2 separate regions of the Homo sapiens genome follow, and region 2 is linked to region 1. Evidence: chromatin contacts called from ENCODE Hi-C or POLR2A ChIA-PET data. All regions are on one chromosome and are shown on one strand. Each heading gives the region's core, a stretch centred on a gene start or an enhancer-like site at or near the end of the contact. The rest is flanking DNA. Distances are from core to core; before and after follow the strand shown. Region 1 holds the start of PRSS48 (serine protease 48). Region 2 holds the start of FHIP1A-DT (FHIP1A divergent transcript).

Region 1 (5,390 bases), core at 2,163-4,662:
TACCTTTACTCTAAACATGATCAGAAGGCAAATCTCAAACTGAGGTCTGACCTTTTAAAAGAACTATATTAAGTGAGTTAACTCAATAGCTAAAATTGTCTGTGAATACCATAAATTAATTGGAATATTCACAAAGATGGTTGTGCTATGAATAAGAAATCTTTTTCTTCAATGAAACGAGCTGGAGAAAACTGCCGGTTGTAATGTTAATTTCAGAAAAAATTAAGATGAAAAATACTAAGAGTCATTGTATAATGATAAAATCAGTGAGTAGCAGAAAACCAGAGTGAATGCATAAACCACAAAAACAAAATTGGATACACAAAACAAGAACCATTAAAAATGTATTCAGAAACTATCACAAATGTAATAGTAGTAGTAGATTTTCATCCCCATCAAGCAGACACAAATGAAAACAAATGAATTTTAAAAACATAAATTTGGTAAAAATTCATGGTGTTGCAGTGTTTGCTTAAAAAAGCAAATGGAGAGATTTTTTTCACGTGTTCACTTCTAAAATCTTTTAAAATGTATTTAAAGAGGTAAACATCTTTATGCTACTTTACTGAGATATAGCAAACCTGGCATCTGCCCTGCCACAATAGCCCCTGCAACTGAGCTGGCCATATTTCTGCATCCCCATCTTCTCACCTTCCCATATGAGGGTACTTACCCCAAGGACAGTTAATCCATGGCCATGAACCTATATCCTGGTTAGAAAAGATAATCTGTGCCAAATAAGACGTCTTGGGAGTCTGAACTGAAAATAGGGAACAACTTGAGCAGTTTATAGTAGGACAGAAAGAAATGACATGGAATTCGGTTGAGCCATATTAATAGCAGAGAACCAGAGAGAAGATCCTGCTATGAGCTCTTAAGCTGTCATGAATCCAGAGCTCCTTTCCAGCTCTGGTCTTCAGGGTTGTCCTATGGCAGCTCCAGGTGTCCCTGTTATCCTGTTCTTATTATTCCATAGACATCTACATAAGTTTGCTAGGGCTGCTGTAACAAAGTACCACAGACTAGACGAACTTAACCAACAGAAATTTATTTCCTCACAGTTCTGGAGGCTGGAAGTCCAAGATCAAGGTATCAGCATGGCTGGTTCTTTCTGAGGGCCATGAGGGAAGGATTTGTTTCAGGCACCCTAGGCTTGTAAATAGCTGTCTTCTCCCTCTATAGATGTCACGTACATGACATTTCCTCTTCTAAGGACATCACTCATATGAGATTAGAACCCAACCTAATGACCTCTTTTTAATATAATTACCTCTTTAAAGACCTTATCTCCAAATATTGTCATACTCTGAAGTATGGAAGTGCGGTTAGGACTTCAAGATACGTTTTTTTTTTTTTGAGACGGAATCTTGCTCTGTCGCCCAGGCTGGAGTGCAGTGGCGCGATCTCGGCTCACTGCAAGCTCTGCCTCCAGGGTTCACGCCATTCTCCTGCCTCAGCCTCCCAAGTGGCTGGGACTACAGGCACTCGCCACTACACCCGGCTAATTTTTTGTATTTTTTAGTAGAGACGGGTTTTCACTGTGTTAGCCAGGATGGTCTCGATCTCCTGACCTCGTGACCCACCCGCCTCGGCCTCCCAGAGTGCTGGGATTACAGGCGTGAGCCACCATGCCCAGCCTCAAGATACATTTTTGAGGAGACATAATTCAGCTCAAAACAATAGCTTTAAAATAATCTCCTCTTGATTTAAGCTAGCTTAAGTGAGCCTCAGTTGCCTGTAACTGAATAGTTCTTACCAAAATATCTACATTTTCTGGTCTTCCATTATTATTTGAGACAGGTTCTTTCCGTCGCCCAAGCTGGAGCACAGTGGTACAGTCATAGCTCATGTAGCCTTGAACTACTGACTTCAAGTGATCCTCCTGCCTCAGCCTCCCGAGTAGCTGGGGACTTCAGGTGCACATCACTACACCAGGCTAATTTTTAAATTTTTGTAGATATAGGGTCTCACTGTATTGCCCAGGCTGATCTCAAACTCCTGGTCTCAAGGGATCCTCCCCGTTCAGCCTTTCAAAGTGCTGGGATAATAGGCGTAAGCTACCACGCCCAGCCACTTCTATTATTATTATTATTATTATTATTTTTTTTTTTTTAGACGGAGTCTCGCTCTGTCGCCCAGGCTGGAGTGCAGTGGCGCCATCTTGGCTCACTGCAACCTCCGCCTCCCGGGTTCAAGCGATTCTCCTGCCTCAGCCTCCCGAGTAGCTGTGACTACAGGTGCACGCCACTACACCCAGCTAATTTTTGTATTTTTAGTAGAGACGGGATTTCACCATGTTGGCCAGGATGGTCTCAAACTCCTGACCTCAGGTGATCCACCCGCCTCGGCCTCCCAAAGTGCTGGGATTACAGGCATGAGCCACCGTGCCTGGCCTATTAGTTTTAAACTGCTTATATGTTTCTTTCAAGCATCCCAATATTTTAAGTTGCAAGAGAGCAGTAACATTTTAATAGTTCATTGAATTCTGCCTCCACAGACCTAGCACCCTACAAACAATTGGCACAGAAAACAAAAGGCAGAGTGAAGATTTCTGAGGTAGATGTTGTGGTGTACCATCCAGACCCCCCTTTAGAACTGAAGCATTCATTCCCTTAGCAGCTAGGAGTGTTGGCTGCTGACAGTTCACAGCTAAGTCTTATTCCAAGAACTGCCAACAGAGCCACCTCACCCAAGGTAATGCCCCCTCCTAGGAGGTGGCCTGCATCCAATGATGCAGACCCCTAAGAACGCATCCTTCTTAGCTCAGTACAGAAAGTCTCTGAGGGCCACCTCAGCTCCAGAGAAACTTGTGAGATAGGCTGTGGCCTCTGTTGCAAACGCATCACAGTTCAACTCTCCCTCTAACCAATCCTACTACCCACCCAAGAGCTGCTGATCCTGAGACCACTCTAAAATAAATTTCCTGCACACAAATCTCTGTCTTAGAGTCTGTTTCCCAGGAAACTTGACTTGCAGTGCAGCTAACACTGTAACAGAAATGAAAACAAACAAACAAAAAAACTCAGAAAAATTAACCAGATACTGGGTTCATTTCCTCTTTTCCATTTCTTGCTTTTGGAGAATCCTGTCCACCTTCTATCTCCTTGCTAGAGACAGGGTCCTGTTTCTTCCAGTGCCCTCAACCAGCCACTCCTCAACACCACAGGCAGAAACCCCAGAAACCCTGCTCTCCCAGGACAGCAGGGGGCGCCACAGACCCCAGTTCCTCCCCTGGGTCCTGCAGCTGCACTTCTGAAGTCTGGTCCCTTCAGGATCTGGCAGCGGGTGAAGACCAAAGGAGAGGAGGGGGTGAAGCAGAGGAATCCATCTAGGAGAAGCTAGTTCTGGCAGCTCCCCATTGGCCTCTTCCTGGGAGCCTGAGTCCAGGAAGCAGGAAGCGCTCACTGGCTCTGAGGACAGAGACATGGGCCCTGCTGGCTGTGCCTTCACGCTGCTCCTTCTGCTGGGGATCTCAGGTGAGCGCCAGGGTGGGGTTGAGAAGGCAGAGGCAGAGGATTTTTACTAAAGAGGGCATCACATAGAACAATGTGACACTTCACCCATGGGATGTTAGTTATGAGTAGCACAGCCTGAGAAGGTCCTGAGAGGCTACTATATACCCAGCACCATTCCAATGCTCCCGATTGGAAATAGCAGTACACACACACACCCACAAGATCCCTATCTTCGTGGGACTTATAATCAATGCACATATTAAATGTGTAAATTATAAGGCTTGTTAGAAGGTAATAAGTACTATGAAAGGAAAGGGGCATCTGAAGTACAGGGGCAGGAGTGTTGCAATCTTTAGAAGGGTAGTTAAAGAAGGCCTCACTAAGAAGGAGTCATTTGAGCAGAACTGAAGGGGATAACTAAATTAAGTAAGAGGATCCAGGAAAAGAGCATCTCAAGCAGAGGGAACTGGAAGAGCAAACACTATTCTATGATTTCAGGTATATGCTTGTTCATTTATTTTTCTGGTCCACAGGGATTTAAAGGAAGGGTATACTGGCCAGGCACAGCAGCTCACGCCTGTAATCCCAGCACTTTGGGATGCCAAGGCGGGCAGATCACCTGAGATCAGGAGTTCAAGACCAGCCTGGGCAACATGGTGAAACCCCATCTCTACAAAAAATACAAAAATTAGCCGGGCGTGGTGGCGGGCACCTGTAGTCCCAGCTACTCAATAGACTGAGGCAGGAGAAGTGCTTGAGCCTGGAAAGTGGAGGTTGCAGTAAGCCGAGATAGCGCCACTGCACTCCAGCCTTAGCGACAGAGTAAGACCCCGTCCCCCCAAAAAACAGAAAGGGTATGCTGAGAGAGCAAAAAACTTAACAGGTAGCAAAGAAGAAAGATACACAAATACTGCAAAATGCCAATTCAGTTAAACCAAATAGCACAAAAGTAAACAGCTTGCAACCTCAACCGCATCTGAGGGCATCATTGTATTTATAAACTAACATACTTCATATTCCTGATGGTGACCTTGAATCAAGTAAAAGCTAAATTTGAATCTTCATAGAGCATTTTTTTTTTAAGAGACAGAGTCTCACTCTGTCACCCAGGTTAGAGTGCAGTGGTGCAATCATAGCCCACTGCAACCTCAGACTCCTGGGTTCAAGCAATCCTCCCACTCAGCCTCCCTAGTAGCTGGGACTACAGGTGTGGTTGAACCACACCTGTTGTGTTTGTGGCCCAAAAGAAGAAAAAAAAAACCCTGACTAGTATTTAGGAAGTGATTTGTGAAAAGTAAGAAAAGTCTCTAATATAGCACCTGTCTCCAACATTCCTTTTTCTACTTCTGTGCCTTATCTCTGGTCATCCCTAGTTTGAGAGTCCCATGTGACCTAGGGTTTCCTTCTGCCCTGCCTATCTCACCACATTTTTTTCCTTTTCTTTTCAGACAGGGTCTCACTCTCTCGCCCAGGCTGGAGTGCAGTGGCATGATCTAAACTCACCGCATCCTCCACCTCCCGGGCTCAAGCAATCCTCCTGCTTCAGCCTCCCAAGTAGCTGGGACTACAGGCATGCACCATCATGTCAGGCTAATTTCTTTATATTTTTTGTAGAGACGGTGTTTGGCCATGTTGCCCAGGCTGGTTTTGAACTCCTGGACTTGAGCAATCCACCCACCTCAGCCTCCCAAAGTGCTGGGGTTATAGGCGTGAGTCACTGTGCCCAGTCAATCTTACCACTTTCATTTGTCTATTGGTTCATTTATGTAGTCATGCAAATATTCACTGAGAACCTGTCTGTGTGCTAGCTACCAGCTAGAGCTCACACTTGTATGTAGTGTGCTGTTGTCAGTATCCACCTCTCACTGACCAGGGAACATCCACAGATAAAGCTGTGGCCCAAGTATAGGCTGACCTGCCAAGGCCAGCACCCTG
Region 2 (5,390 bases), core at 1,634-4,133, 130 kb after region 1:
ACATTCAAATTATGCGCCTCTCCTTCCTGCCTTGATTTTACCCTAACCTCCTTTTGAAGTCTTCTCCAACTTTGTTATAGCAGTTCCATCCTTATGCTGCCCAGGCCAAAAGCCTCAGAGTCCTTCTCATCTCCTTCCTTTATACCCCACATCCAATGTGAGGAAACCATCAGCTTATCATCTCTACCACTATTTCTCTGGTCCACATCTCTATCTTCTTGTCCCTCAATTATTATTATTATCTTTTTGTGAGATGGAGTCTCGCTCTGTCGCCCAGGCTGGAGTGCAGTGGTGCAATCTCGGCTCACTGCAACCTCTACTCACTGCAACCTCCGCCTCCTGAGTTCAAGTGATTCTCCTGCCTTAGCCTCCTGAGTAGCTGGGACTACAGGTGCGTGCCACCACACCTGGCTAATTTTTTGTATTTTTAGTAGAGGCGGGGTTTCACCATGTTGGCCAGGATGGTCTTGATCTCCTGACCTTGTGACCCACCCACCTTGGCCTCCCAAAGTGCTGGAATTACAGGCATGAGCCACCGCACCCGGCTGACCCTAGATTATTTTAGTAGCCTCTTAACCAGTCTCTGTGCTTCTACCCTTACACCCTACTGTTTATTCTTAACCCAGCAGTCAAAGTGATCCAATTACAATGTCAGAAAGTGTCACTTTTCTACACAAAATCCTCCAATGGCTCCAACCAACTCACTCAGAGTAAAAGCCTTACCTGATCTGCATCACCCCCACCTTTCACTTCTTTGACTTCATCTTCTCCATTCTTTCATGGTGCCTTCTGGATTGCTCCTAGTACACTTAGGCATACTCCTGCCTCAGGGCCTTTACATTTGCTATGCTTTCTGCCTGGGAAGTTGTCTGCTCAGATATCCCTAACCTCCCTCAAGTCGTTCCTCAAATGTTACCTCCTCCAGAAGCTTTCCTTGATCATCACCCCTCTCCGAACATAGCACCCCTCATACTTTCTATGTACCCTCTCTGCTTAATTTTTATCCACAGCATTTCTTTCTTTCTTTCAAAACAGGGTCTCACTCTGTCACCCAGGCTGGAATGCAGTGGGCTCAAGTGATCCTCCCACCTCAGCCTCCTGGATAGCTAGGACTACAGGTGCACGCCACCATGCCTGGCTAATTTTTAAACTTTTTGTAGATAGGGGGTCTTACTATGTTGCCCAGGTTGGGTCTCCAACTTCTGGCCTCAAGTGATCCTCCTCCTTTGGCCTCCCAAACTGCGGGATTACAGGCATGAGACAGCACTCCTAGCCTCTCCATAGCATTTCTAATCATACAGCAGTCCATATATTGTCCTTATACATTTACCATCTGTCTTTCCCACGTGGAAGAGGTAAGCTCCACGAGGGCTGGAATTGTTGTTTGTGCTCTCTGCTGTGTCCTCAACCCCTAGAAGCGTGCCTAGCATGCAAAAGGCACTCAGTATATATTTGTTGAGTAAATGAATGCTTCCCCCACCTTCCAACTGTTAGAGCAGGCCAAGGGGACCTGTTGTGCAGAACTTCACAGCTTTCTACTCTGAGCTCTATCTTCCTTGTTCTTCCCCAGCTTTTACTTAGGAGCCACTTCTTGACTGAGCTTGTCACAGGTGAAAGGCTGATGAATCTGGAGAGATACTTGTGGCAAGTACCCGGTGTTCCTGCAGTCATCCACAAGCGCAGCAGTGGTGGTAGACAGCTAGAGAAGAAAGTGTAAAGTTTGCATCCTCCAATTATCACGGTTGCAAGACAGAACTTGAAACTAGATACACCTGATTTTGGTTATCTCTGGATGCCATTCACCGAGAATGAAGGGAAGAAGATACTTCCTCCAAAGGAGAATCTGATGAGGCGCCAGCAGGCTGCTGCTGCGGTGGAAACTGCCACATCCGCTTTTGCAAACTGGTGTGGCCCCAGCTGCTTGGACTGAGGCTCAACGCAGGTTTCAGCCACTTCAACCACAGGGCTACGAACATGCCAAGAGAGCCACTAACCAAGTTTCTCATTCCTCCTCTGAGATTTAAAGTCCATCACTTCGCGACTCAAACACGCAAGAGGCGTGGGAGACGGAGGAATGGGGAAGCGAGGCGGCGCTGCCCACCTTGGCAATGGCACAGCCGCGGTCTCTGATGCAAAGGCAGGCGGCCGCGCAGGGCCGGGCCTGGGTGGGAAGGCTGGGCTCTGGGAAGGATGTCGGGGCACCCGGCAGTGCCCAAAGCCACCATCTCAAGCGTGATAGTGGGAAAATGGATGCTGCACCTGCTCTCTCATCTTGCGGGGAATCGTGATTTGGGGAAGTTTCACCTTTGTTGCAGAACTGCCCACATTAGAGCCTTCATTTCTTGGGAAGGGGTTGGCGGGAGTTGCCAGTGAAATGTGTGACACACACACGCGCCACATACTCCCCAAACCCACAGACGACTCCAGTAACGCTCTAGTTACCCTTAAAAAGTAAAACAGAACAAATCAGCAGGCCCCCTCCCTCCATCCTGGCACTTCATTAATGTCGGCCAAGGCCACATTTCCCCTGCCCACTGCAGGGAGTCTGTCAGGAGAACAACAGGCGAACGTTTGCCTCACTTGACTCAGCTCTCTTGGGGCGGTATCAGCATTTTAAAATTCACACCTAAAGGAAGGAGTCAGCAAAGGAAAGCAGAGCTGGGCCGGGGCGCCGGTGGCCGCCGTCAAACCTTTGGGAAGCAAGAAATCCGAAACGCCCGTGACGTGCGGCGTTGTCCGACTCCTTCCACTAGGCAGAACCCGAGAGACGAGCCTTTGGCGGGACGGTGAACGATTGTGCTGTGTACGGCGGTGTGCGTGCGTGAGTAAAGAGTGTGTAGCTCCGGCCAAACGCTAGCCCCCAAGGGCGCGAGTGCTACACTGCGCCCAGCTCAAGTTTCTGTGGAAACTTTCCCTCAGAGGCTCCTCCTCCTTCACCTTGGAAACCGGCGCGGGCCGTGCGGCGCGGCACTGCCTAAGTCCCCGGCGCACCTGGCGGCGGCGTGTCCCAGCGGCAGAGGCGGGGCCGGCGGCGGCGGGGGCGGGGCCGGGGCGCGCTCCCCGAGGCCTCCAGGCAGGTTGGGCCCCACCCCCGCCCCTGCCCCGCCCCGGCCCCCGCCCCCGCCCCCGCCCCCCCCGCGCTCACTAGGGAGAGGCTGGGGGGAGGCAGTGACCCACGCGCCTCAGCCCGCGGCTGACGCACCTTCGAAAAGTTGCGCTCCGACCTTCTCACGACCTACATTCTTCCCGGGCACTCCTGAGTTTGAGCCGGGCCTGGAGGACCTGGGCCAAGACTTTCGAGCGGCGGCCGCCCGAGGTGCGAGGAGCCAGCCCGGCTTTCCTCACTGGGTCCCGCGCAGGCGTCCCCGGGACCGCAGAGCAAACTTTCTGGACTATCTGAGGACACTTGTCCAGCGAGCCCCACTGCTCGGGGAGGAGGAGCCACGGCCGGGGACAGGTAGGTGCTGTGCTGGCCGGAGATTTGCGCTTGAGGGATTCTTTTATTTTAGAGGGTTGAAGGAGGAGGGAGAGTCGAAATGTCCCTTCTCTGCATCCGCCAACTGGGCAGGGGGTGCGGGCATTGGGCTGAGGGAGCAGGCATTGGGCTGGGGGCCGGCTGGGGATGTTCCAAACGAGGTCGCTGCGTCGGGCGGGGGCGCAGGGGGGAGGAGGTGACTTCTAGGGTTTCGGGCTCCGGGACGGGGCGTAACGCGGTGACTGACCCTGGGAGAGAGAGAGCCAGCTTGTTTTGACGAAGGAATATGTCATTAGGGCCCTCCATCCCATTCCTTGGTCCCAGGGTCCTCTGGGAGGCACAGGAAAAGGCAAAGAGATGTGGAGTTCAGGTTTCCCCTGTAAATCAACTTGCTTACACAGGAGACAGAGGCGGTGCCCCTCTGAGGTTTGCAGCCCTTTCCTGGTGTAAGGACTTACTGGTTAGGTAGCTGTTGCTCAATTTCGTAAATTCTGTGATGAAACTGCGTTCAAGTCGTGGTTATTATTGATAGTGTGTATGTGTTTGTGTTTCCTCTGGCTCAACAAAGGTCCCTTGTTAACTCCGCTTCTGCTAGGGAGTGGGAAGAACTACCTTGGTGTCTTATTTCAGGCCTGGTCAGAGCGAGGTGTTGGTGCAGGCGGCGGTAGCCTTGTTGGCTTGGGACTTTGGGAATCACATGAGCAGGTCTAGTGAATTAGTGTCCCAGCCTCCTGGACCCACCCATTCACAGCAGATCTAGCTTCCACTATTCAGCAGATGCTGCAGCCCCAGCTATCCAGGGACAGGGAAACCCCCCTGAAGGGAAAGAGCCAAATGTTGAGAAGGAGAGACAGCTTTCAGGAGGAGGAGTAAACAATGCCTAACAATTGTTGCTTCCCTATAGATTGGGCTTGCTCCCTTGGCTTCTCTGGAAGGGCTGTGCTATCAAATTCATCTCATTAGGAAGTCAGCTGCTCCCTGCTAATAGTCATAGCAGCCCTGATGAAATTATATAGGTCATTGAAAAATAATTCCTGCTTAATTACCTTTATCCTGTTGATTAATGAGAGGGAAGATTTCCTCTCCTTAATGTATTATGCCTGCTTGTCAGGGTCACCTGCCTGACCTCAAGTTCACTTGTACACCTGGCACTAGGCAGGATGCTGTCCCCGAAGCTGTCCACATGTAGTGAACCACAGCTGAAGTCCACGTTTGGAGAACTTCAAAGGTCTTCTTTGGACCGAAATTGAGCAGGATATTTAGTCCATAAATTTACTCTTTAATACAGTATACTTGTTGGCTTTAGGTAACTTTTCGCATAATTAAAGGTTGATATCTTTTTAGTTCCAGTTAATCCCTTTCCGCAGAGCTCATAAGAATTATGTCCATGCCTGTCTTGAAATAAATTAAGTTTGGGGTCCTATTTATCATTTGTCCTGTAGGACAAGGAACAGGATTAAACTGTGTAGGGTGGCTGGAAAGGGGCAGAGAAACTGGACATCACTGAAGTGGATTCAGAGAGTGATTGAGAGTGGTCTAAAAATTTAGGTCCAACTGCCCAGCTACCTTTTTTCTTGGCTCTCATATAAAGACATTGTGTAGGACTTTTAATGGAGGACTTGAAGACTAGAAATAAAAGGAGTGTTTTATTTTTACATAGTCAGAGTGATGCATTGCTGGACAGTTCTGTACTCTGCCTCCCAAGATTGGTTCAAAATACTTTCTCTGCTAAGTTCTTTCTTTAATAGGAACTTGATAGATAATGACTGCAAACAAGAAGCAGATGTACAAATATATTATGTAGAGATATGGAGGTAAAATGAGAAAAAACAAGAATTGCCTCTGAGGAGTGAAATTATATATATATTTTTTTTTTTTTAAAGTTAGGGTCTCTCTCTCTCTCTGGCCCAGGCTA

What was found. A loop is a pair of places that touch in the nucleus more often than their neighbours do. ChIA-PET counts read pairs that join two places held with the same protein, here RNA polymerase II (POLR2A). Pooled maps may share reads with other maps.
Region 2: a loop to region 1 is called in a pooled map, with 2.3 times the contacts of the local background. The contact joins the promoter of FHIP1A-DT here to the promoter of PRSS48 in region 1. A Hi-C loop is called at or near these places in 1 of 168 maps with a recorded cell type or tissue (endothelial cell of umbilical vein) and 2 of 50 pooled maps. POLR2A ChIA-PET finds 5 or more read pairs at or near these places in 5 of 52 experiments (A549, H1, WTC11 and 1 more).

Annotation. Positions count from the first base shown.
Region 1 is chr4:151,273,749-151,279,138 of GRCh38, forward strand. It overlaps PRSS48 (serine protease 48), which reads left to right and starts at 3,413. Exons shown (of 5, transcript NM_183375.5): 1 at 3,413-3,476. The coding sequence starts at 3,425. The region is part of intron 1 of SH3D19 (SH3 domain containing 19); the gene reads right to left. It overlaps LOC124900799 (a long non-coding RNA gene), which reads right to left and starts at 1,410. Exons shown (of 2, transcript XR_007058328.1): 1 at 1-1,410.
Region 2 is chr4:151,406,009-151,411,398 of GRCh38, forward strand. FHIP1A-DT (FHIP1A divergent transcript) reads right to left here and starts at 2,884. Exons shown (of 3, transcript NR_183963.1): 1 at 1,175-2,884. FHIP1A (FHF complex subunit HOOK interacting protein 1A) reads left to right here and starts at 3,168. Exons shown (of 14, transcript NM_001109977.3): 1 at 3,168-3,457. RefSeq lists enhancers at 1,598-1,907, 1,739-2,438, 2,439-3,138 and silencers at 2,365-2,837, 2,958-3,127.